Linked DNA regions of Mus musculus: all the other regions are linked to region 4. A link is a loop called in an ENCODE intact Hi-C map of the cell type or tissue named here. Cell type or tissue: heart. All regions are shown on one strand. Region 1 holds the start of Gnas (GNAS (guanine nucleotide binding protein, alpha stimulating) complex locus). Region 2 holds the start of Atp5e (ATP synthase, H+ transporting, mitochondrial F1 complex, epsilon subunit). Region 3 has its middle 2.7 kb from the start of Rab22a. Region 4 holds the start of Stx16 (syntaxin 16). Region 5 has its middle 14 kb from the start of Gnas. Region 6 holds the start of Prelid3b (PRELI domain containing 3B).

What was found. Hi-C counts contacts between places; a loop is a spot of excess contacts. Peaks named below come from ENCODE experiments on the same cell type or tissue, not always from the same donor. Only the 100,000 strongest peaks of a DNase experiment are listed, where the experiment ranks them.
Region 1: it touches region 4 in a loop (4-fold over the local background); 12 of 42 quality-filtered maps call a loop at or near these places.
Region 2: it touches region 4 in a loop (2.1-fold over the local background); 5 of 42 quality-filtered maps call a loop at or near these places.
Region 3: it touches region 4 in a loop (6-fold over the local background); 9 of 42 quality-filtered maps call a loop at or near these places.
Region 5: a loop joins it to region 4, with 2.2 times the contacts of the local background. A loop is called at or near these places in 12 of 42 quality-filtered maps.
Region 6: a loop joins it to region 4, with 2.3 times the contacts of the local background. A loop is called at or near these places in 5 of 42 quality-filtered maps.

What each region holds. Positions count from the first base shown.
Region 1 is chr2:174,295,633-174,299,632 of GRCm38, reverse strand. Gnas (GNAS (guanine nucleotide binding protein, alpha stimulating) complex locus) reads right to left here and starts at 1,774. Exons shown (of 12, transcript NM_010309.4): 1 at 1-1,774. The coding sequence starts at 1,771. In heart, a CTCF peak has its summit at 2,152; no DNase peak of the experiment used is centred here; H3K4me3 peaks cover 3,660 bases; H3K27ac peaks cover 1,003 bases; H3K27me3 peaks cover 1,692 bases.
Region 2 is chr2:174,461,960-174,465,959 of GRCm38, reverse strand. It overlaps Atp5e (ATP synthase, H+ transporting, mitochondrial F1 complex, epsilon subunit), which reads left to right and starts at 1,859. Exons shown (of 3, transcript NM_025983.3): 1 at 1,859-1,995; 2 at 3,331-3,460. The coding sequence starts at 1,964. The coding sequence ends at 3,457. It overlaps Prelid3b (PRELI domain containing 3B), which reads left to right. Exons shown (of 6, transcript NM_025531.2): 6 at 24-869. The coding sequence ends at 146. In heart, a CTCF peak has its summit at 1,691; a DNase peak (open chromatin) is centred at 1,789; H3K4me3 peaks cover 1,658 bases; H3K27ac peaks cover 1,313 bases.
Region 3 is chr2:173,655,173-173,659,172 of GRCm38, reverse strand. It overlaps the pseudogene Ppp4r1l-ps. Among named protein-coding and RNA genes, the nearest start is that of Rab22a, 2.7 kb to the left of the region's middle. In heart, no CTCF peak of the experiment used is centred here; no DNase peak of the experiment used is centred here; H3K4me3 peaks cover 410 bases; H3K27ac peaks cover 246 bases.
Region 4 is chr2:174,074,396-174,078,395 of GRCm38, reverse strand. Stx16 (syntaxin 16) reads right to left here and starts at 1,345. Exons shown (of 9, transcript NM_172675.4): 1 at 1,207-1,345. The coding sequence starts at 1,338. In heart, CTCF peaks have their summits at 2,251 and 2,454; DNase peaks (open chromatin) are centred at 1,045, 1,675, 2,165 and 2,835; H3K4me3 peaks cover 4,000 bases; H3K27ac peaks cover 3,333 bases.
Region 5 is chr2:174,282,031-174,286,030 of GRCm38, reverse strand. It overlaps Gnasas1 and a transcript of Gnas not described here. Among named protein-coding and RNA genes, the nearest start is that of Gnas, 14 kb to the left of the region's middle. In heart, a CTCF peak has its summit at 1,846 (motif pointing right); no DNase peak of the experiment used is centred here; H3K4me3 peaks cover 2,497 bases; H3K27me3 peaks cover 2,197 bases.
Region 6 is chr2:174,471,162-174,475,161 of GRCm38, reverse strand. Prelid3b (PRELI domain containing 3B) reads left to right here and starts at 2,221. Exons shown (of 6, transcript NM_025531.2): 1 at 2,221-2,330. The coding sequence starts at 2,299. Gm38546 (a long non-coding RNA gene) reads right to left here and starts at 2,151. Exons shown (of 2, transcript XR_867090.2): 1 at 1,573-2,151; 2 at 1,053-1,348. In heart, a CTCF peak has its summit at 2,087; a DNase peak (open chromatin) is centred at 2,071; H3K4me3 peaks cover 2,126 bases; H3K27ac peaks cover 1,738 bases.

The DNA of each region.
Region 1 (4,000 bases), 220 kb before region 4:
CAGGAAGGGATGCCCGAGCGGCGGGAGTAGCTGAGAGTGACCTGGCTCCCCAGACCAGTGGACCTGCATAGGCTGCCCTAGCGGCAGCTGCCCTAGCAGAGGCTGACATTGCTGGGGCGCCAGGGACTGCTCCAGCGGCCGGATGGGCTCTAGCAGAGGGGACTGCCCGGGTAGTGGGCTCCTTGGGGGTGATAGGGGCTGCCCGGGCGGCAGGCTCCGCCAGGGTGGCAGAGACTGCCGCGGCTGCGGGCTCCACCTGGGTGACAGGGGCTGCCCCGGAGGCAGACTCGGCCGTGGTGGCAGGGACTGCCTCGGAGGCTGGCTCGGCGGCTGGATCTCTGCTGCCTTCAGACTCGGACTCGGCAGGAGTGGCTGGGGCGACTGGGGCTGCCCCTCCGTCAGGATCGGCGCGGACAGCTGGGGCTTCTTCGAGTTCTTCAGGATCCGACTGGAGATCTGAAGGCGTTCCTGGGGCTGTCCCGTCTTCTCCGGCATCGCTCTGGCTATCTGTGAGCATCGCGGAATCCGTAGGAGCTCCAGCATCAGATCCGGTAGAGACGGCTTGGGCAGCAGGGGCTGGCTTGGCATCCATTGCTTCAGGCTGGGTGGAAGATCCGTCCCCTCTCTCCGGAGAGGGGACTTTTCCTTCCACCGCAGTGGCGGTGGTAGGGCTTCCTTCCATCTCGGCTGCTTCTCGCTCAACTGGGGGTCTCTCTGCGCACTCGCTCTTATCTGGGGCTCCCGAGACTTCGATGGGCGGGCCATCACTTGCGATTGGGGGGCTGTCCATATTGACAGCGGTGTCGTCGTCGACCCCAATGGAGGCTCTGCCAATCTCAAGCAGGGGTCTGGTGATCTCCATCGGGGGGCTGTCGCATGCGAAGTTAGGAGGAGATCTGACAGCCTCGCGGAATGGTCTGTCAATGGCGCCTCGGACCCAGAGGGGAGGCGCGTTCTCGGCGGGAGCGAGGCAGAGCGCACTCGGGACCGCGACTGTCGGGAACTCGCCGCCAATGCCGATTTGTGGGATGACTCGCGGGAGTCCTGGGGGTGGGCTATCGCCCCCGAATTCTTCTCCACCGACCTGAAATGGCACAGATTCTTCAGGGGGAGGGCTGTAGTCTTCTCGGAAGCCAGCGTTTTCAAATCTGATGTTCCCGGGCTCCGCGGGAAGAGCTCTGGGGACCAATGCTTCCGGACCTCCTGGCGCAAGGTCTGGGACTTGCAAGGGAGGCTGGCTATGGTCTCCCTGGGCAGGCTCGTTGAACTCAAATGGCATAGCTTCTTCTGGTGGGGGGGTATAGGCTCCCAGGCCTGGGCTCGCGCCAGTGGGGGTCCCGGGCTCCAAAATCGCTGGGTTGAAGGCTTGGAGGCCTGATGGGGTCCCAGATGGTCCTGGCTGCTCCAGGGTGGGCCAGAAATCTCCCAGGCTGGGCTGTTGTGTCTCGAATGGCATGGCTTCCTCCGGAGGTGGGCTGTAGTCTCCACCCACTCGGACTTCCTCGAAGGCCTGGCAGGGGCTTTGGATGTCAGATTTGGAGTCTTCTGGGGGTCCACTGATCTCACTGCCAGTCTCGTCGGGGACGGGCTCATTGTTAGACGGTTCGGAGTCCGGTTCGGTCGCCATTTCTTCGGCTGGGCCAGCCCCAGCACCGGGGGCAGCTGCCCCTGGGGCTTCCAAAGGTTCTTGCTCGGGCTGCTCCCCGACTTCAGGGGGGATATCGTGTTGTCCTGACATATTATTGCCGTGGAGGCAGTTGAACATGCCCATAACACGGTGGCGACTTTTCAAAATAAATTTGGGGCCCCGTAAGACGGAGCACCCAGCCAAACTAGGGTGAAAAAAAATTTTTTTTTAAAAAATTCAAATTTTTGTTGGAAAGTTCTCCAGCCTCAGTTTCCAAACTTTGTAAGGATAGATAATCAGGGGCTAGAACCCAGGACCATGGCTGAAGTGAGTCATCTCTTGCTGGTGAAGTCTGTCACCTTCCTAGTTACACTTACCCCTTCGGGCTGTGGTCGGCCAACAACTTTAGGAACTTTTCTGTTCTCTCTTCGTACTTTGCTGTACTTTAGCTCCGCCTTCTTGGCATTTAAGAGCGTGCCGATTCGTCTCGAAAATCGTAAATAGAACTCTTTCTCTGCCGCCAGAGGACGCAGGTCTCAGTGCTGAGCCGGCTCCGGGAGCTGGCTCCCGGTGCCGGCTGCTCCCGACTTTGGGTAAGGGGGCTGATGAGCGGAGGCCTTGTAGGGACGTTCGGCTCCGTCCTCTCCTCTCCCGGACTGATTCCGAGTCTCTCTAGCTCGCTTTTTCCCTGGCCAGAGAGCGAGCGAGCTCTCTTGCGTTGCTGGGACACGTGACGCAAGACGTGGGCATTGGTCTGTTAGAGTACAGACGCTGAAAGCCTCCCTCCCCATCTGATTCTTCTCGAGGGGAGGAGGGACTGCAGGAGGGCTTTATCACCCCAGATTACCCCAGTATGCGGTAAATTCCTTATCTAAGGACCCCACACTCAGGCAATTACCCATACTCATCTCCAAGTCAGGAAATGGAGGCTTTAGGATACAAGGAAAGGGGTAGAGGCACACACACACACAAATGCGACAGGTGGTCGTGAGCCCACCGGAAGGGTAGAGACAGGGTGAGGAAGTGCCGAATGTAAACACGCAATTTGTTTCGTAAATGCTCTAGGGTACTTTTCTTTATTTCTTTTTTTTCCTTTTTTTTTCTTTTTTTAATGTTTATGTTTGCTGTTTGTTGGGGATGGCTCCAGCAAATCCCTTCAATGTCCCCCATCCCCATTACACCTCGGAGCTCTCAACAGTGGTATAGTGTGTTGTAGTCAGGGCTTGCTCTGTTTATATGGACGGTGATGCAGTAGAAATAAAGGTCTCAGCAGTGCACTGCAGAAAATCAAGCAAAGCCCCCTTAGGAGTTATTCATGTTTGCCGCTTTCGTGCAAATAGGGGAGGGGGCTTAAGGCTTACCGGAAGACCCCCCACCTAGCTCAGGTCTTGTACTTCTGTCTTCTGGGTAAAGGCAAAAGGAGATTTGGGGTGTAGTTGATGGCCCATTTAGGGTGGTCTCGCAGACTAGAAAACCTGAAATGCACTTAACCCACCGACCAACCGTGCCATGGTGGCAACAGCTGCCGAGACTCGCATCTTCCAGCCACCAGCGCCAGCTGCGGATTCCGTGTTCATTTCCTCTCTCAAGCCCTTCTCCAGCCCCCTTTTATCCCCTCCTCCTTCTGTTGTGAGCACCATAGAGCATTTGCTATACGTTGAACTGCAACAGTCCACCCAGGCGAAATTAAGCGCGGTCACAAAGCCTGCGGCTGCGCGCCCCTTGCGGTGCCGGGGTGGGCTCAGAGCTGCAGGAGTTTATACAGTCACATTGCCCGGTGGGCTCAGCGAATAATCATAAAATGCTTTAGGTCTGGGATCTGCAGATTATTCCTGGGCAGGGTTTTTTTGTTAATTGTTTGCCTTTGGGGTTCTGTTTTTTTTTGTTTTGCCGCGCGCCCGCGGCACGCGCACACCGCGGACATTTTGCCAGTAGGTAATGGCGATGGCGCGAGGCATTGTCTTTTGTTGCAATACAGCTAGGCAGTGGGCAGGTCTGGCCTGCAGGACCCTGAGAAAAGAGAGTATGAAGTGGTACATAAAGCAGGCTGCGGCAATTATGCACCATGCAGATGGGTATATTGCAAGATGCATGCTGTGTGCCGCGGCAGATTTAATTCTCTGAAGTCTAACATGTCCCTCTTCTCACTACAGGCTCGGCACACTACAGCCCCTTGCCTACAGCGTCCACGTGGTCACCCTGAGTAGAAGAAAGCAGACAAAGTGAACCCCCAGAGAATGCCTGCGACCTGCCGAAGGCGTGTCACCTCAACTCTACGGCTGAACACACTGCATGCCGGACACTTTGAACTTTGGTCCAAAGTTTGGCCAACTACCCTCCCCCACATATACACACACACACACTCAAAATGGC
Region 2 (4,000 bases), 390 kb before region 4:
ATAAATGCGTTGCACTTTTTAAGGGCCGAGAAGCAATGGAGTGGGTGATACATAAACTGAACGCTGAGATTGAGGAATTGGCAGCATCAGCAAGAGGAAGCATAAGGACACCAATGGCGGCAGCGGCAGCACTGGTGGACAAATGACAATGGAAATTGGTGTGCAGCATCAGGGCTCCAGGACTCTCAAGCTGGCATCATATTATTTGTTATTTAAAAGACACAATTATTTTAGGTAGATCTTTTTTTTTAATGAGGTGGGGTAAGGCTGTGACTTTTGATCTAAACAAAAGATCCAGAACCTCTAAATCAGAGGGATCATCTGAGGGGAGGATGTAAGACTGGGAGAGGCTGTGTTCATGTGAACAGTTAACGGGTTTGTTTGCTGTTGTTGTTGTTGTTGTTTAAGTACTTAGAAGAAATTGGTGTTGATCTGGAGTCTCTTAAAGCTCCAGGTACTGGAACACTACCTGGCTGCGGACCAACCAGAGCAGAGCCCAGCCGCCCTCCTGTCCACAGCTGCCCGCTGCTGTGAACCAGAACTGCCTGCATGAGGGACTCACTCTACAAAGAGAACCTGTAAAATTTAAATGACATTAATTTATATAAAATAACCTGCCCTGCTGGAAACCAGTGTTTGGATTTGGTACTTTTAAATGATATTTTTGGAGTGAAAATTAACAGTAAGGTAATATATGACTCCAGCAAAAATAGTATTTTATTGTATTAACGGGTACTATAATAATTTGCCAAATTTTGTGACTTAGTAAAGGCATTCCCTTCCTTGAATTTGTACTTTGTGATTTCGCATGCTGTACTGTGGGCTGGTTATGTTAACCGAAAAAATAAAGTCATTACCTGAGTGTCTCATCACTCTTAACAGAACACTGAGACAGAAGAGCAGCTCTTCCCATCTCTGAGCACTTCACATTGACTTATAAATGTCATGGGTTTGTAGTTGCTAAGACATGGTATGTCAGGTTATCGGAATATGAGTACTTCTTGAGGCAGTTAAGACCACAAAACAGCTTTATTACATGAAGAGCTGTCCATCATTTGAGACAACACATGTCACCTAGGACCCAGATCTTCTCACCTTAACTCAGGGCATTAGATGAGAAGAGCCTGGAGGAACACCATGGTCTGAGGGAAGTCCTAGAAGATTGCGCCCCGTGGGGACTCAGGATGGCTGCAAAACAGCCACAGAGATTGTCTAAGTGGTGTTGGCTTTGATGTGTACAGTTTTGCCTGGGTGACTGGTGACTGCCTTTTGCCTTTTATGGGGTGGGTTTTCCTGAAGAGACCAGTTAGCATGCATACAAAACCACAACTTCAAGTTCTTAGCTTCCTACTTTAAAGGATTACTCAGTTTAATAATTCTTTGGACATTTGTAAAAGATTTTTAAAAAGTAAAGGAAAAATCGTTTGACAAGTGGAATGAATGTTCCAGCTAAACAGAGCACTACTTAACATTGTTGGACAAAGTGTCAGGTACGGTTTCTAGGAGTTACACCTGTTCTGGAAGGGTCTGATGCCCTGATGATGTTTTTTTAAGTATATACATTTCCACTTTGCAATGTGGTTCCATCGTGAATTCTGCCTGAGTACAAATGGAATCCTGGGCATGGGTACATGCAGACAGGAACATTAGCTGTCACTCAGAGCGGGCTCGAGGAGGCCCCGCCCCCTGCCCGCAGCACCTGGAAGGTGACCGGCATGCAGCGGCCTCGCTTTCCCAGGTGTCTCTACGGCCACAGCTTCCGGTAGCCGCTCGGCCAATGGGCAAGGCGCGACCGGCGCTCCTATTGGCTCCTGGTTGGCAAGGGCGGGATGAGGCGCTGACTGGCAGGTCCGCGTACCCCACCCCTTCCGCTACTCAGGCCTGACCTTCCTGCTGCCGGGCCGGTTTGAGGCTACTCTGAAGCGACCCAGCGGTTCTGCCCGACGCGCCCGCTCGAGACACCATGGTGGCGTACTGGCGACAGGCTGGACTCAGGTACGCCCAGAAAGCGTTGGGAAGGCCTGGCCGGCCGTCACCAGGCCGTACGAGACGGCCAAGCCACGCGGCCACCCTCCAAGATGGCGTCGCCGTGGACAAGGCTCTTCGCGGGGTCATGGGGTCAGGGACCCTAAACAGAGGTGGCTGCTCCTCGGGAGAGGTAGCCTACAGTACCTGCATGATCGCTGTGACGGCCAAGTGCACAGCACCCTTGACCTGGCCACGCTGACACTGACCTTGCTCACCTGCGCAGAGGGAGGGGCGCACAAGTTCATTTTCAAGTGTGACCTTAGTGACCTTTTCCCAGTAGTGAAAAAAGGTGAAAGCCCTCTAACCTGTGGAGCGCCCTGCAGGGGCCCCGTGATGGGTGCGAGCTGTGGGCCTAGGAGTGGTGGTGCATGGTTTCCTTGCTCCAGGGAGTGCATCTTGTTAGTGTGCTGGGTGGAGGAACACCTTTCTGGGTATCAGGCTGAAGGCCCAGTGCCCCGACAGAGTTCAAGCAAAGTTGTGTAGAACAAAAGGACGGTAGGCTCACAGTTGATGCCTCTTATTAAACTATCTCCCATGGCGTCCATCACCTTATTTTCCTGCGCCCAGCCGCTTGAAGGACAGCTATTATTTTTACCCCGGTGCTTTGCAGGTTAAACCCTTTGCTCCTGAGCTCCCCAAACAGATTTAAAGCAGGAGAAACAGCCAGCCACTCCTCCATCTCTGGTTTCAAAAAGTGTGAAAAGTGCTATCTTCTGGGATAATAGTGTTGACAGGTGAATCCATCTACCTAACAGGAAGTTTCCTCTGAGCTCTGTTTGCTACTGGTGATGTTCTCTGAGAAGTTTGGAAACCTTGGTTAGGAAGTGTTTTCACGATAGACAAGAGCAAAAATCCAATATTTTCAGCAGTGCCTTTAATAGTTGACCATGAAAAGCACTCTTTTAATTCAAAATAGCTTTCCTAATTGTGTGTGTGTGTGTGTGTGTGTTGTAGGAATAATATAATTAAAGCAATTAAATACAGAAATGGGCTGGGGAATCTTTCCTACATTGTGGGACTTAAAAAAGCAAACAAACCAACCAACCCTTATTTTAAATTACTAAGTCCTGAAAAGATACACTGCCAAGAATTGTGACCTCCCAGCCAAGTACCAGCTGATCTGGGGGGCACAGTTCCGATTGTTTCCTTTGAATAGATCCTGTTTGATATTGCCCAGTTTTCAGTCCAATTTTACCTTAGTAATCAACCAAAATTATGGAAAGAAAACCAGGGTATCACACCTCATGACACCGCCATTCCAGCTGTTGGTAACCAGCCTCGTATCCTCTCTCACTTTGCCAGCTACATCCGGTTTTCCCAGATCTGTGCAAAAGCAGTGAGGGATGCCCTGAAGACCGAGTTCAAAGCGAACGCTGAGAAGACTTCGGGCAGCAGCATAAAAATTGTGAAAGTCTCGAAGAAGGAGTAGCTGGTGAGTGAGTCACTGGTTTCCTCACAAGTTGCCTCTTAAAGTTTTTAAAGTGCCATAAAGCCAAACCCAAAAACTTTAGTTTGAGCGTCTGCCTCTCGGTGGGCGGTGGGCTTGGATGATGCCGGATACTGGGGTGATCATTCCAAGTGTGCAGGTTGTAGAGGTCGCCTGGCATGAGGGAGGGGAGCCCTGTACAGCCCCGGCAAACAGTAATTGGCAAATTGATTTTTCAGTGCAGTTAGCAACCCTGAGATAGAAAGCCATCTTATTTTAATTAAACCTGGTTCATTTATCTGCACAAAATCAAGTAATTGGGAGGATGCCCCCCCCCCCTTATAATTGCTATTGGAGTTATGTAACGGTCTGGAACATGAGGCATGGACGGCAGTACTTCGAATGGTCCTCCCCATAGCTGCTGGTGTCTCACGCATCCCTTCTCCCAGCATCCGGGCAGGAAGGCTCATAACCCCAGGCAAGTCCTGCTCTGCTGAGCTCCCTGTGTGCTCAGGGAGGCTGGCTCAGTTTCCCTGTGCGGAGGTG
Region 3 (4,000 bases), 420 kb after region 4:
GTTGGAAACTTTGTCTTCCTGTCACTTTCTCCTCTGGCTGCGCTAGGAGCTGTGAGAGGGAAAGCCAATCCCAACCTGGGAGGAACCTCCTTGGGTTCCTAGTTAGGGCTTGGGAGTGACGCCCTACTTGTGGGCCTGGCCAGCTCCATGTCTTCATGGAGCCCACTGCTTTCCATGTTTTGAGTGGGTCTCTTCCACTTGACCCTTCTCAGCCTCCACTTCTTCTCTGGAATTATTTTAAGAGACAGTAGCTGAGAGAGATGCCACCTTCGAAGTGCAAGTTCCAATTTGTGGCTAATGGACAAACGAAGCTTTGGCTTGTCTATCCAATATAGTTTTTCAGCGCCTACCTCTACTTGCTCGGGCCATTTGTTGGGCTTATGAATTTACAAAGATGAACTAGATCTCCCTCACAAGCCAGAGGGGAGCAGGAAAAAAAAAAAAAAAAAACCCAGGGAGGCTTGCTGGTGGTTGAGGTCAAATCACCTCAGATGACACAAATCACCACAGTCAACTGGGGCTTCCTGAGTCCCAGCCCTAGGAGTTACTTCTGTCCCCTTCCCTTCCCTACCTGAAACTCCCTGACAGGAGTTGATGTTGACTGAGAATGTTTGGTAGACCATTGCAGTGTTGAGCACATTTGATCCCTGAGTGTGTGTGTGTGTGAGTGTGTGTGTGTCAACTCTATTAGTGTAGCATGACACTTGGAGAGAAAAGAAAAGTGAGTGGTGAAGAGGCCTGGCCCTTGAGTCAGCCCTCAGGTGCAGTCCTGGATCACTCCAGTTGCAGTGGGATCTGGGGCAGGTCACCATACCGCTTAGAGCCTCATTGGTCGTTTCCTCTGCAAAACCACCAGAGTAGCATCCTACCTCCTAAGTCTTATGGATTCGAGGCCGGCCTGGTCTGCAGAGTGAGTTCCAGGCTGGGCCAGGGCTGCATAATGAGGGATTTTGTAAAGATTAAACCATCAAAGAAGGTGACATGAGTCCTTGTGCATAGTAAACACTCAGTAAATGTTGGCTGCTACCCTGGGAAGTGTGTGGGATTAGCCTGTCTTCTAGAGAAGGCTGAGAATTGGAGCGGTCAGTGTCTCTCATCTGGTGTGCCATGGATGTTAAAGAAGACAACAAGTTGGTTCCTTTTGACTCTGTTCTCTGTTTTACTGTGCACACTGCCTTACAAATGCTCTTCGCCCAGTAGCTGGGGCGGGCCTGCACTTGAGGTGGTATCTTATCTATCCTCTCCTTGGGCAGTTTGTCTAAGCCTTTGGGTTCTCAACCTTCCTAGTGCTGTGACTCTTTAGTACAGTTCCCCCTGTTGTGAAGGCCTCCATCCATAAAATGAGTTTTGTTGCTACTTCATAGCTGTGTTTCTGCTACTGTTGTGAATCGTCATGTGAATATCCGGTATGGAGGTTTTCTGACAAGCGACCTTGGGAAAGGGTCGTTTGACCCACAAAGGGGTTATGACCCACTCCACTCGCTGAGAGCTGCTGAAAAGGGCTTGCTGCTTCTTGGTGTAGGTCAGGTTCCTGTGGGCATGATGCAGGTTATCCTTTTTAAAACGACAAGTCCTGAATGGCCTAGGTAAAAATTAATATTGTTAGAGTTACATTACTGATAACAGTAATGGATCCTGAGGCTTGTCTGATTTACTTCAAGATTCTTGATTAAGTTTGGCTAATCTCGAGACGAAGGCATGATGAGGGGGGTGCCTTGCTTCCAAATCATTCAGGGTCTCCAGGCCAAAGCAGCACAGAAAAGATGGCATTTTCTGGGACTGGCTTGTTGAAGTGATCTGAATTCTCTTGAGAATGTCCATAGGGGACATCTCTTTCTCTAGTTTTCAAGTGGAGTTGCGCAGTGGGGGAGCAGGGCACTTCAGAGTCTGCCTGAGGGTTTCCAATGTTGGGGTTTGCTTGTAGTGTGGAGAGGCTGACTGTTGATAAGATCTGTTCATCCAGTTAGCATTTAAATGTATTTAAATGTATACCAGGGATGAATGAATGGGAAATGAGAGGGCTCTGTGGCACATATAAAAAGACCTAAGAGACCAATCAAGAACACACAGTATGTGGTCATATTTGGATCCTCGCTTGAACAGAACCACTGTGAAAAGAAAAAGCATTGAAGTGAGATTGGGTATTAGGTAATATTAAGAATTGCTATTTATTTTTTCAGCAGTGATAATGGTATCATGTTTTTCTTCAAAGGAAGAGCCCTGACAGCAATAAGCATTCATGAGTGAAATGACTTGGTGTGTGAAATCAGCTTTCAAACTCCATAACAAATAGTAAACAAGATGTTGGGAGGAGGGATCCAGCAGTACAATGGCGGGATGCTGAGGCTTGGAGAAGCTAATAGCTGGGGGCTAGCCTTTCATTTCTCCATACTTGAAATTTCCCACAGTAAAAGGTTTTTAAAAATGAGATGAGAGTGTCACAAATGATCAGACATTTGCAGGAGGAGTTGGAAAGCTGGATTTCAATTCTGAATATGCTGTGCGTATTGTAAGCTGCATTTAGCTTCAAAAGACCCTTGTGTAAAATATATCAGTGCTCAGGAGACTGCATTTCTTTTCAGATGTTTAGTTTTCAAGAGGTAGCAGTGAAGGAAGTTGGGAGAGGGCATATTTCTATTTTTGAGGAAAGCAAGGTGCCAATAAATGAGGTCTGGATCTTTGGTGAAAATAGGATTAGCTCAGCCCGTGGAATATAGATAAGAGTCTTTGAATCTGAATGCTGGAGGGAGTGGTGGTTGTTCAATCCTGAGTGAAAGACTTCTTCCAGAGCAAAGCACACTATATCTCACCTACACACTGTGGCTGTTCTTTGCAGAGACTGCAACCATGCTGGACCCCATTGCAGGCAGCATGCTAACTTGAGCCACAGATGTAGGCGCTGAGGTTTTTCTTTGTACAATGTGAATTTGATCCAAATATTAGCACCTGTTTCTTACTAAACTCTCCCTGCCAAGTGAAATAATTGAAGAGCTAATTGAGGAGTCTAATACTTGAGCTGAACTCAGACATTTGACCAGCCTTTAAATTAGAAATTGACCAATATTTATTTACCCATGAAGGACCAAATAGTAAAAATGTTTGGCTTTTCAGATAGAAGGTATGTGACACAGATGTAGGCTCCAACGTTGTATACTAGACCAACCATAAACTACACACACACACACACACACACACACACACCATAGACCGCAAACGTGCATACATATGCACATCTACGTGGGCCTGGATGTGGGCTGGTGAAACTTTAGCAACACGAGGAAGGACTGAACTTGGCTCAGGGCAAGTGTTTTGTTGATGTCTCCATGAAATGAAACTGTCAGAGTTGGAGCTGTGCAATCGTGGCTTGTGGCTAAGCTGGACCCACCTGTTGGGGTGTCTTTCCTGCTGGATTTAGTGAGCAGAATATTGTTTGAGGACCACTGCTTGGCTGAACAACCCTTGACAAGTTACTCACACTTGACGTCTGGTCTCCTGTGGCTGCTGGGGATGAAGACATTCACTCTTTCCTCTGGGTGGATGAGTAGGGCAGCAAGTCCAGAGTGGCTCCCGTATAGCCTGATGCAGTCTCCTTCCACTCGGGCTCCTAGGAGGCAGATAGACAATGTCAGGAGGCCCTGGAGATTGGAAAGAAAATGTCATCAGAGGTGTTCTTCATCCTGAAATTAAAGTCAAGCCATTTCACAGAGAAACTTTAAAAAAAATTTTAAACAGAATTTTTGCAATATAATCAATTAAAAAGAAAGCTGTTGAGGTCTGTAGGCTGGCTCAATAGTTAGAATATTTATTTTTACTGAGGACATAGGTTCAAGTCTCAGCATCTGCATGGTGGTCCACAGCAGTCTGGAATTCTAGCACCCCTGGGGACCCAACATCCTCTTTTAAAGTCCACAGGTACCAGGCATACACATGGTACATATATGTACATGCAGACAATACACTCATACAAATAAATAATAAAATCTTAATAAAATAGTAATAA
Region 4 (4,000 bases):
ATTAGCACTTCCATAAATGATAAAAGGAAAAAATTAAAAGGCAACTGTTTAAAAGGCGGGAAAGCTGCAGCGTTTCACGAACTATGTTTCAAATGCAGCCCCTAAGGTCGTGGGGTGACCGTGCATTCCCCCATGTTTCAAGGCTGCTTCCATTCAAACCTTCCCTTTTCAATTAAAGGTATTATTACAAAGCTAACAATATTCATCTGGCTGCACCATTCAGACCCGCCCCCTATCTGAGAGAGCAGGAAACTGAGGCTCTGGAAGCCAAAGCCTCCATCAAAAACAAACCAAATACAGCAATCATACTGGAACATTGCTTTGAAAAAGAACAACAACAATAACAAAACCCTACACTGCTAGGCGAAGTGAAGTTCTGGTCAATAAAATCAAAAGCCATGTGCTATTTTGGGGGATTAATTTTCACATCCGCATCATGTTGGTTCCTTTTTTTGTTTTGTTTTGTTTTTTTAAAAAAAAGTTCGAATGGAGAAGCTTAATTTCCTGTGTGGGAAATGGAAAATGAAGCGCCTAGCACCTTGCAATCTCACCAACATGAGTCCTCGGAGGGGGGAGGGCGGGGGGGGGGGGCAGCAAAGCAATTACTCCTAGTGTACATGGCCACACCGAGAACTAGGGCCATTGGAAGAAAAATAGTGGGAAAGAAAATGAGCTGAGCTGAGCAGACCACACACACACACACACACACACACACACACACACACACTCCTTCCTGGGGGGGGGGGGTCTGCAAGGATTTGAGTCAGCTAACCACCCACCTGGCCCACAGAACCAAAGTGAGGCCATTGCAGGGGGGGGGGGGGGGAGTGCCAAACAGAACAGAACAAAACAAAAAGAAGGTTGGAGAAAGGCCTAGGTTCCAAGTCCTCGTGTTAAAACATATGTAAATCGAGGCTGCCCGACGGATGGTGGGGGAGGAGGACCAGGAGGCCCAGGAAGTGAGAAGGCAGGGCAGGGGTTGATACTGTGGTCCCCATTGGGGGTTGCAAGTGCCCCATAAGCCATGGCCGTGCTCCACTTCCTTCTGTATCACACTCCTAGTCGTCGTCGCCTTGTTATTGTTGTTGTTCTTTTTTTCTTTTTTTTTTTTCTTTTTAGACAGAGAGACAGACAAGAGACAGACAGACAGGCAGAGCCGCAGTGCACACGGTGTGTGTGTCTGGAGAGGCCGCCAGGAAGACTCACCGCAGCAATGCTACGTGAATGCAGAGGGCTGGAGGTGGTGTGACTACTCACTTGCTCGGCTAACAGCTGCCGGGTTTGGATGGAATTATTCCGCAACAACAAGAAAGCGTCGGTTAAACGCCTGGTGGCCATTGTCTCCCCCTTTGTGACCCCCCCTCTCAGGGTCTCCCACCCCCCCTTGTAGTCCTGATTTGTTCACTTTCTCTCTTGGTCTGGCCTAGCTGATTCCACTCTTGCACAGAAATCTCTCTTGACAAAGCCTTAGGCTTTTCACGGCGCGATTTTGCAATCCGCCTAAGCGCGGAGACCCCTCCCCAAATAACCACCTCGCCTTTTCCAACTGCCTGACTCCCCCTACCCCAAGGCTGGCTCGGATCTCAAAGCACTCGAATCCCCCCAATCCTAGCGTCGAAATCAAACGTCCTGGAGACCCCTCCCCAATCCCAGCTCGGATCCACAAGCGCCTGACGCGCCAATCCGGCTCGGGGATGGGAGAGACCCCTACCCACTCACTTCCTAAGACCTCCCCAAAGGTGCTGGCGCCCTAACCCTAACTCAGAGCGCCTGCGTGCCCGGCATGTGGCTCTAACTCCGAGTTTGGGTTAACTCTCCTCACAAAAGGCCTGCTCCAAACAGGCCGAGCCCACAACGACAAAGGAGCGTCTACAGCTCCCATATAGTCGCCTGAGCCTACTGAGGCTCAGCCCGACCTGACCCCTCTCTTTCCTGTGCGGCCTGCTTCTCCACTGCCAGGAGGCTGCGGGCCTCCACGAGGACCTCACGGCCTGCCTCCCCCAGCCTCCTCACTCCTCTTCACCGGCACCCTCCATCCCGGGATCAGGCTGCAACCCTGCCCAAGGCCGCTTCCGTGCAGTGGTCCCGGGCTCTAGCATTCCCCCGGCCCTCTTCCTGTCCGTTCCTCGCGGGTGCCCCCCTGCGACATTCATGAGATTGCTTGCAACGTTCCGGGAGCGGGAGCTCCCTTATTGCCCTGCCCCGGGATGGGAGTGCTCCGCCCTCTCTGGGACAGTTCCCGGGGCGCCTTCTTCCCCTTTTCCTAAGAGTGTACAGACTCTGGGGCAGGCGTCCTGGCCCCAAAAAACGGCTTCAAAACCTTGGCCCTGGAGCCGAAGACCACCACTGGGGTCCAGGCAATTGTAAACTTCTAGTAGGATTGTCAGGCAGGCAGAAATGTGGAAACGTGGCTCTTGCAGAGCCTAGTCCTGCGCGGGGGCGGAGGAAAAGTGGAAGAAGTCTGCCTCTGCAGGCCAGGCACGCTCCACTGCAGGCGCCTGGCGCTGCTGAGATGGCCTTACCTTTTTATTTTTTTATTTTTTTTCTTTAAACTGTGAGAAAAAAAAAAGTATCCGAAAAACAACCAGGCCAGGGAAAAAAGAAAAAAATAATAATAAAAAAAGCTTGGGCGCTAGGCCTTGCTGGCCTTACTGTGGGCAATAAAGAGTGGTCAGGCATCTACACTTGGGCACTACAATGTTGTGCCCAAGTGGGAAAGGTTCCTAAACTTAGAGACAACCCCTCAGCCCCACTCCCCCAAAAAGTACTTTGTGTTGAGGTTATGCCCACGTTTCCTCGAGCTGGGGTTTCTGGTCGCCTCCCAGTCTCTGGAACCATGCATCCCACTCGTTGCTACCCTGGCTTGGGGGGTGGGGGCGTCTCCCAGGGCCCCCCAGGGCTGCAGCTGCCGCACTCAGTGAACAGCAGCTCCGGAGGCTGGGGTCACCGGCAAGCCTGGATGACAGACCAATATCTGCAGAGCGACTTTATGGGGTGTCTTGCCCTCAATCTTGCTCTCAGCTTTGGGATCAGATTGGGAACAGTTTGGCCTGACTTGAGGGTCCCCTGCCTCTCCCGGGTGCCAGGAGGCAGGCGTGGGAGCCGCGCGTAGGGTCAGGCTCTTGAGCCCCGGGTGCTTTTGCTTTTAAGAGCGGGTGCTCCTGTGCTTGTGTGCAACAGTATCCGTATGAAAAGTATCTTTGAGACACATAACACAATGAATGCATGGAGGAATCGAGGCCCGGAGAGCAGCGGTGCGAGCTGATAGAGAAGAGATGATTCCGATGCCGAGCTCCTTAAAGACAGGGGCGCCCACTCCCCCCGCAGCGGTTGACGATCAGCGGGGGCTGCTCGGAAGGTGACAAACAGCCCAGACCCCGCTGGGGCCATAGAACCAAGCACTCTGCTGCTCCAAAACCACAGGCCCCGGGTTAATTTCGTGGAGGGAAATAAGAGGAACCCTGTGTGCAGACCCCAGGGGATATTTGTGCAGTGAGGGAAGAGTTCCGGCAGCCCACCCTGCTGGTGAGAGCTGACCCCAGTCACGTGGCAAAGCCCACTCCTCCTCCTCCTCCTCCTCCTCCTCCTCCTCCTCCTCCTCCTTCTCCTTTTTGTGCTTACGGCGTTAGTAAACAACCGCCGAGCCGGTCTCCCGCAGGAACATTGGATTAGAGCTGTGGGCCTGTTCTCCTCCATTCTCGAGAGCACACATCGGCCTCCCCCCAACCCCCCTGCAAAGCAGGGGCTTGTTTACTTCTGGCTAGAACCTGATCTCCCTCCTACGCTGGACTGGACGGCTGTGTTTTAGTCATCTTTGTACCCACTGCCATCTCATCTGGCTTGTAACAAGCTCCGAATAAATGGTTTATAAATATATGCACGAATATTGGAGAGCTGAGATTTACGTTCCCAAATGTCTGTCCTCCATCCAGTGTCTCTAAAGCCTTTAGAGCCTTCTAACGTATATATTTTAAACACATCTATATGTCCAGTTTACATA
Region 5 (4,000 bases), 210 kb before region 4:
CGGCTGAATGCCACGTGCGATTTAGGCTCCAGAGTTGTCACCCAATCCCAAACGCAGTTACTTTCTGCGCATTGCAATACTGTAGCTATGGCGCAGCAGTCTCAGATCGCCAAAGTTGGTGCGTGCACCTCCATATCGAGCCCAGTGGGCTCTACCTAAAGCCAACTCCGTTGCTGAAGACTAACTTCTGTAGGAGGGGAGAGAACATAGAAAACAAGTGACTTACCTTTGCCGTTTATGTATGTAACTCCAAACCTGGGGCGCGCTGGGAATTCAGTGTGGCACACCGAATTCAATGTTGCGCACCGGGTATCAGCTCGGGGACCTCAGGTTGTCTCCAGCGAGGCGCCAGAAATGCCTCACCGTCCAACAAACCTTTGGCCTCCCAAGCGCCCCTGGGTGCCCTGGAGAGACTTGAAGAGCCCTCTCTCCTTTTCCGGGGTGCATTTCGGGCTGATTAATGGGCACCGCTCCCTTCCCACCTTGCCTCCCATCTGTCTCTTTCCTCCCACCCTACTGTCTCAGGGACCCCAGTTTGGTCAGGGCAACTAACCTTTATCCATGAAAACAAGGAGAATCTGGACGGAGTCACCCATTAGTGACGCCGGATGGGGATGGGCCCCTTTCTGGGAGGGGACTCCGGGGACTGGTCGCGACGGCGGGCTGGCCTCCTGGTCTTGCAGCGGCGGGGCTGCCTGTTTTCCTCCTTGCGCTCCTCTGGCTCCTCCTCGGGGTCCCGAGGATCCTGATCTAAGGGCCCTCGCTGGGGCTCCTCCCCCTCGCTTGCGCTCTCAGGCTCCTGAGTGGTGGGCTGCGCACGTCTCGGGGAGGCGTCGGCGCTCTGCAACTTCAGAGCGTGCAGACGCTGAGTGAGTGACTGGTTGAAGGTGGCACCCCGGGGGCCGCGCTCGTCCTCTGGCTCGGTCTCTGGCTCGGTTTCTGGCTCGGTCTCTGGCTCGGTCTCGATTTCGGTCTCGGATTCGATATCGGACTCAGGCTCGGTCTCAGAATCGGTCTCGGTCTCGTAGTCGTCCTGATCGTACTCTAGGCACTCGGGGCGGGCCAGCTCAGGCTCAACCTCCTCGTGCTCGTGATCAGACTCAGATTCAGAGGACTCAGGGAGTACCTGTGCGGCAGCTGCAGCGGCAGCGGAGCGGTGGTGGGCGTTAAGGAAGCTCCGGCGCTGGGCAGCACGCTGCTGGGCGCGGGCGTTGGAAGAGGCTAGGGCGCGGAGGAGAGCAATGGAGCAGGAGAGCCAGAGGAGAGCGGTGGCAGCCCGGCGGCCTATGGGCGGGCACAGGTCGTTGTAATTATGGCGAGCTCGGCGCCACTGCTGAGCCCGGGACCTGCGATCCATTCTCTTAGGTGCTCACCGAGAAGCCGACTCACCCTCTGGCTCTGCAGAGAGTGGCCCCACTGCGCAAGGACTGTTGGGGCCGAAAAGGATTAACCTTATGAGGAGAGAAGCTGGGGTCTGAAGACCCCAATCTCGCCTCGGGGCAAAAAGAAGGGATGTACCTACCTTCAAACCACTGCGAACTTTCTAAAGCTCCGCGCCTCAGCTTGTGGCTGTAAGTAAAAGAAAGGGATGGGTAAAGAAGAGAGAAGGAGTCTCCTCGAGGCTCCTCTCGCTAAGTCTCAGACTCTGAAGTCTAAGACTCCGAGAGGTGCCTCCACTGATCCTCTCGTCTGGGAGAGGATAGAGGAGACTGAGGAGAGATGGGGCAATGGGGCCCTATAAAGTTGCGCGGACTTCTGCCGGGCATGTGCAGTAGGGAGGTGTTTGGGGGCGGGAGTGCCTCCCCGCGAGCTGTGCGTTGGCGCATAGCTCATGGCGCAGACCCTAGTGGGCCGGCAGGTGGCAGGCGGGAACCTTGTTTGAGTAGATTTGGCCAAAGCATGGGGGGTGGGGGGCTGGATATCGAGGTCTAGCGAGCGAAGGGAGTAAGATAGCTACAGGTTAGCGGATTTTAGAAGCCAAGTATAGATTCCCACGGGGGGTTGTCCCCACTCCTCAACTTTTTCTCCATGAGCATAGCCACCAAACAATTGAAAACCAGAACGCAAAATTGTAAATATTCAGGGGAATGAGGATCCGTACGTGAATGAGTGTTAATGACCGAAGAGCGTGAATGCTTGAGGATCAGAGCCTCAAGTAAACACTAACCTTATCAAAGGTGGTTACTTTTGTCAGGGCTGTTAAAGTAACTGTAATTAATTAGAGCAGCCTCCAAGAAGGTATGAACCCCACTGGCAAACAACCCCGCCCCCCGCGGCTGTAGATGTAGGAATTTGCAAGCCGACAGTCAGCTCATGGTGAACACTGTTCCACTGAGGTGTGCTGGAAGACCATAGGAAGCTGAGAGTGAGTATCCACGAGAATGCCCTTCAACTGCTGCTCTCCGTGTGGGTTTTTAGGGTAGTCTTTGAGCCACGGACTCATGCATTTCAGCTGAGGGTTCAACCAACACACTTGAGTTCCCGGCACTCGCGGAGCTCTGTTCTAGGTGCTGAAGATAGCGAGGAACAGGAGCAGGTCTTGGATTAGAGAAAGGGGTCTTGAGGGGTTAATATATCTTAACCAGAGCATCAGCTCATTCTTCCAGCATCATTACTTCATCTAGCTCACGCTACATGAGAAAAACAGGTACGTCAGCAAGAGCATCATGGCTAGGGGGCGGCCAGAGACCACTGGATCCTGCTGTTGGACTCGGAAGAACAAGGTAAAACGACCTGCTTGTTCCAGAGCGCGCTTGGAAGAGCCGATGGACTCAGGTAGGTCCAGGAGGGGATGGAGCCCTGTGGGAAGTGGGTGTGGGGCTCGTTTATCTTGCCTTTTGCCTTGTTAAATATAGAGTACCTTAAAAAAAAAAAAGCATAACACTAGCAGAGTTGTGTTATAGGGATGCATGAAGTCTTGGCAGGGTGTTTTAGTTGTTGGGTTTTTGGTTTTGAGGTTTTTTTGATTTGTTTTTTACATGGAACACATGTCACACGGTGGGCTGTTTGGTTTTTTGTTTTTCCCTTGAGTCCATGTGAAGAGTCACAAGAGGTACTGCTGCCTCTCCAAGCTGCTCCCCCAGGGTTCCTTCCTGGAGGTGGAATTGTGAGTTATGTCTTGAAGCAGGTGCTGGTCCTAGGTCACTTACTTACCCTCACACACTTGCACCTCAGAGTCAGGCTCCCAGATGCAGTGTCACAGACTTAGGTCCTAGGTGCCCTGCATGGTTGGAGATTATAGAATCTCTCTGTCTTGACTGTTGGTGCTGCATCTTGTGGTCTAGGAGTTCATGTACAGCCTTAAATGCTGGTGAGATAGAGTGGGGTTGGATCAGCAGATCTCATGAACAAATGTGTGGCTGTAATCTAGATGTTCTGCTGACTCTTAGTGCATTGCTGTGACTCTTGAGCCCCTGTTTGGGGTTGAGATCTCAGATCCTTATCTCTGCCTTTCCACCCTGATGAATGGGGGTATCTGAGGGGTCCGACCGCTTCCATACACTTAACCTTATTTTTTTTTTTTTTCAGTTAAAACAGTTCTGCCAACATCATATGGAGCACAAAGACATTGGTCTAGCCAATTTTAGGGCACACAGAGAGAGGAAAACAGGACTGTGGGTGCTGGTAAATGCCCGTTTGATGGAAACTGATGCCAGCTGTCAGCAGTGAGGTGGATGATGGTTTTTAGTGTGTGTGGGAAAGTGCCTCATTTTTCAGGGGAAAGCTTTATGCCCGTGATAGAGATGGCAGCCCACATCCTATGCACTAGTACAGAAACACCAGGACTGCCCACATTATTAAAAACTATGCATTACATAATACATATCTTGGACCAGGGTTCTGCATTAGCACTGCTCTTTCTTGCAAGATGCGTTTGAATCAGCTATGGACAGTTAACAAAGCATACGCTTCCGAGCCCCGGTCATCTGTACAGTTACAAATTCATTTCAGCACGTGCTCAGCACGGACTCCAGGAGGAGCAGGGCTGCACCAAAAGACA
Region 6 (4,000 bases), 400 kb before region 4:
TTTATCAGATGAAATAATGATGCAAAGTATGACAAGTGGAGGGCGATTGAGCGAAGCTTCGAAATCAACGGATCAGAGGCCCAGTCAGAGTCAGAGCCAGAAGCAGGGCTTGTCATTGAGGCCCATTCACACCAGCTCCTCCTCACAGTCCATGGTCTCCCCGACATAGAGCCTTCTCTTTGGGTATCTTGTGGTTTTCTCTTGACTTGTCGTTTGTCCCCCACCAGTTGTGAAGTTCCTGGCAGGCGGGAGTCACAGGTGCCATCCCTGGGGCAGACTCAGGAGATCCAGTCACCGTATTCCAAATCAAGTCAATGTCCTAATGACTTCTCTCTCAATAAAAGGAACCATTACTAACATGACTCTTAAGGGTCTAAACACCTTGTTTTGCATCCTCAGTGAGCCTCTTAGTGTGTCCCTAGGAGGCAGTGATAGAAGGAAGACCTTGTTTTCCAAACCCCAAAGAGTTATTAGCATTTTTTAGTACAGGGAGACACAGAAAAGACCATCGGACCCCAGACATCCACCCACCTAACGATCCATCCCCATCACTCCAGATGAAGGAAGCAAAATCAGTAGACTGGTACAGTCATGTTTTGGAGAGCAATGGAAAAGAAGTAAGTTTTCTGGTATGACTTTGACAAAGAAAAAATCTTGAACTGGGGGCAAAGAAAGAAAAGAGAAAAGAGGAAGAGGAGGAGGAGGAGGAGGAGGAGGCAGAGGAGGCTGGCCAGCTAGCTGGTGAACAGCTTCATGAAGCTCTAGGGCAGCAGGGACTGACTGTTCTGTAGTGACTGCACTAGAGCCAGTAATACACAGCACTAACTTCACATCTTAACAAAGGCTGGGGCCCTCTCAGCAGCCCTTAAAACATTATCTCCCCAAGAAATCACTCAAAGTACTGAATATATATATATATAATCCCCCAGGTAAAACAAATTACACTTAGCAGCTACCAACCATATTATTTCCTTCCTGTCTAATATAATTTTTCTATCTTTTAAAATATAAACTGCTTTGGCTATTTTAAAAAAAAAAATGATCCACCCTCCTAAATTAACCTGGCTTTATTTGTTTTTAACAATTGAACAAACTAGGGACAAAGGGTAATTCTAAGTAGCTCTTTAAGTACCGAGATGCAAAGATTTTCCTCCAACTGTCATTTCAAAAGGCAAATTGTTCTGTCGGGAGGCACAGGATGCGGGGAACAGGGTGCGCAGAGGTGGGAAGCTACACCTGAAACCCAAGCCAAGCAGTTCGTCCATCTTACCCGGCACATCTCTGAATAGAACCACATGCCATCCGCTCCTGCCCCCTCACTTCTTAGTCATTCTCTCACGAATGTCATCTGTAATTATTAGGTACAGGGAGGAAATCACTGAACAAGCCTAGCAAGAGCCTCACCCTCACGTGCCTACAGACTAGAAGTCAAGCAGATAAACTAAATGGCCTAATTAATTCATTCCTCAAATAACTATTTCATTTTCAATAACCTTTAAACCCCTGCTATCCAGAGGTGCTGAGTGCCATGATGGAGACAGGCCAGGGCTGGCTTTCTGGGGGATGACTTACAATGGGAGCTAACAGATAAACAAGATGACTCCAGAGTGGTAATTGCTGAGGAATATGTAACAGGAAGTTGTGGAGGCACAGGAGGGCGTGGGCATCACTGAGAAATGGTGATGGAGATGACCTATGACCGTAGAGCAATTGGTCCAGCCCTGTCTGGGTGGCCTGTTCCACCAAGGGTAACCAACCCTGGGCTGGCAAGGGCACGGGTGCTGATTGAAACCACCCCTGTCCCGCCACCCCACTGCTTAGATTGAAGAGGTGGGACTAACTCTCTAAGACCACACCACAAAACCGTACTCTGGCAAACGCCGCCAGGCTCAGCCACATCCAATGAGAACTTTAGACACATATCAGCAACCCGCCAAACCAGCCAAAAAGTCCCGCCGCCAAGGCCCGCGCATGCGTAGTGCGGCGCCGGCCGGCCGCCTCACTTTTCGGCTCTGCGCCGGCGCACTGAGCCTTCACGAAGGAGGGACTTGATTGCGCCGAGCATGGGGGGCGGGGCTTGGTTGCTCTGAGCCAAGAAGACTGGGCAGGACTGCGCCGCGGGGCGGAGCCAAACCCGGCTTGGCTAGGCCGCGGGATGGCACTTCCGGGCGTCCTAGCGCCTGGCTCGACGGCGCCTGCGCGCTGCGAGGCCGGCCGGCCGGGACGGGGCGGGGCCGGCGAACTTCTGTGCCTCACTGTCCCCGGACACTGAGGGACACCGGGCAGGCAGCTGGCACCATGAAGATCTGGACTTCGGAGCACGTCTTTGAGTGAGTGTGGGTGCGGCGCCCGCCTCCGGCGCCCTCGGGGAACTTCCTGGCGTCGGGTGTAGCGAGACAAGCGGAGCTCGGGACTCGGGGGGATCGCCAAGGTCACGACCCCGACCCGAGCTAGGGCTCCCTGTCCCCAGGCCTGGGAATTCCTCCCACACCGTCGCCACTGACGGAAGACAAGAGCGGGCCGTCGAGCCTGATCCGGAAGTGACTCCAGGGGTCACAGAGCACGAGGCCCGAGGGCTTCACAGGGTTTTGGGGTGTCCTGAGCGCCGACGTATCCAGGGTATCCTGGAGTTTCCTGACTGATACCTGACAGACTCACCGGGACCTGACTGAACCCCGACGGCTTGTGGTGGCTGGAGTGCCCTGACTGATACCTGACAGACTCACGGTGTCGTGGCTGAACCCCAGTGATGGCATGATGGCCTGAGTGACCTGGGTTGTTCTGACTGAAATCCCCCATGTTATAGCGCCCCTCACCCCCACGGACATCTAGAAAGCTGGCCACCCACGTGGAGTGTCTTCCTGTTGGTCTCAGCTCATGCTACCATGATGCCAAACATTGATGACAGTCAATCTGGAGAGCAGATCTCTTGATTTCTTGATCAAGATCTCTTGATCTAGAGACCAGGGCCTGCTCTTGCAGATAATTTGTCACCTCTGTTTCCTATTCCTCTCAGCCATGACAGCTGACTGATAGCCAGTGTCTGCTATCACATCCAGTCACAGCTTTATGGTTCTCTGAACTTATAGTGGGAAACAGGATCAGAGTCAGTGGGGTGTTGGGAATTATACCACCCAGGTTCATGGTGCCACACACAAGAACAACAGAGCTTTCTACCTAAATAACTGGTTTACGCCTTGTTCCAGCCCTCCTTTCTGACTGATTTATTGTGCTCTATTCTACAATGTCATCTTGTCATAGTTATTGTTGACTTACATCCGAAACCACTTCCAGATGATCTGAGCTCCTTCACTCACTTGGCCAATGTTGCCACACTGTTTTAATAGTATAGCTTTATGGTGCCTTTTAATCTACAAATGCCAATCCTGATTACTGAGGGTAATTGTAAAAGAAGTTTTACATAGTAGATCATATCTGAGTACCTGCTGTGTCCCAGAAAGGACAAACTACTAGAACTAGAAGGGACTCTCAACGTTTGTACCACTTCTGGGACTGAGGGGCTGTGGTCCTTAGGATGCTGTCTGTTTCAGAACAAGGGGTTCTGGACCCCAGTCCTCTTCTACATCTGAATGCTTTGCTTCAGAGCTGTTGGCCCAAAGTGTCATCCTTAGAACTTAGAACTTGTTCCTCCCTTACGGTTCTCTACATCTATACTCTTTCCTCGGCTTGCCTCCCCCCTCACCCCCCCTACCCCAACCCTTGGATCCATCCCTTCCCTTTCCTAACGGCATGTGTTCAATGAAAGTCGGTCGTTGGTGATCCTAGTCTATTTTTGCCACAGACCTCTGGAGTAGATGAAAGCTGAAGGACCTGTCTTCTAGAAGATAGATACACAACTGCTCCCTGGGAGGAGCCCAGCAGTGCCTTGTATCCAGACCGGTTGGGCCACCCAAAGTCCCAGCCTACATGCACTTTGGCACCAGGATCTGTATGTCAGCCAGGATGGTGCTGCATGCCTGTAACCCTAACAGTTTGGGAG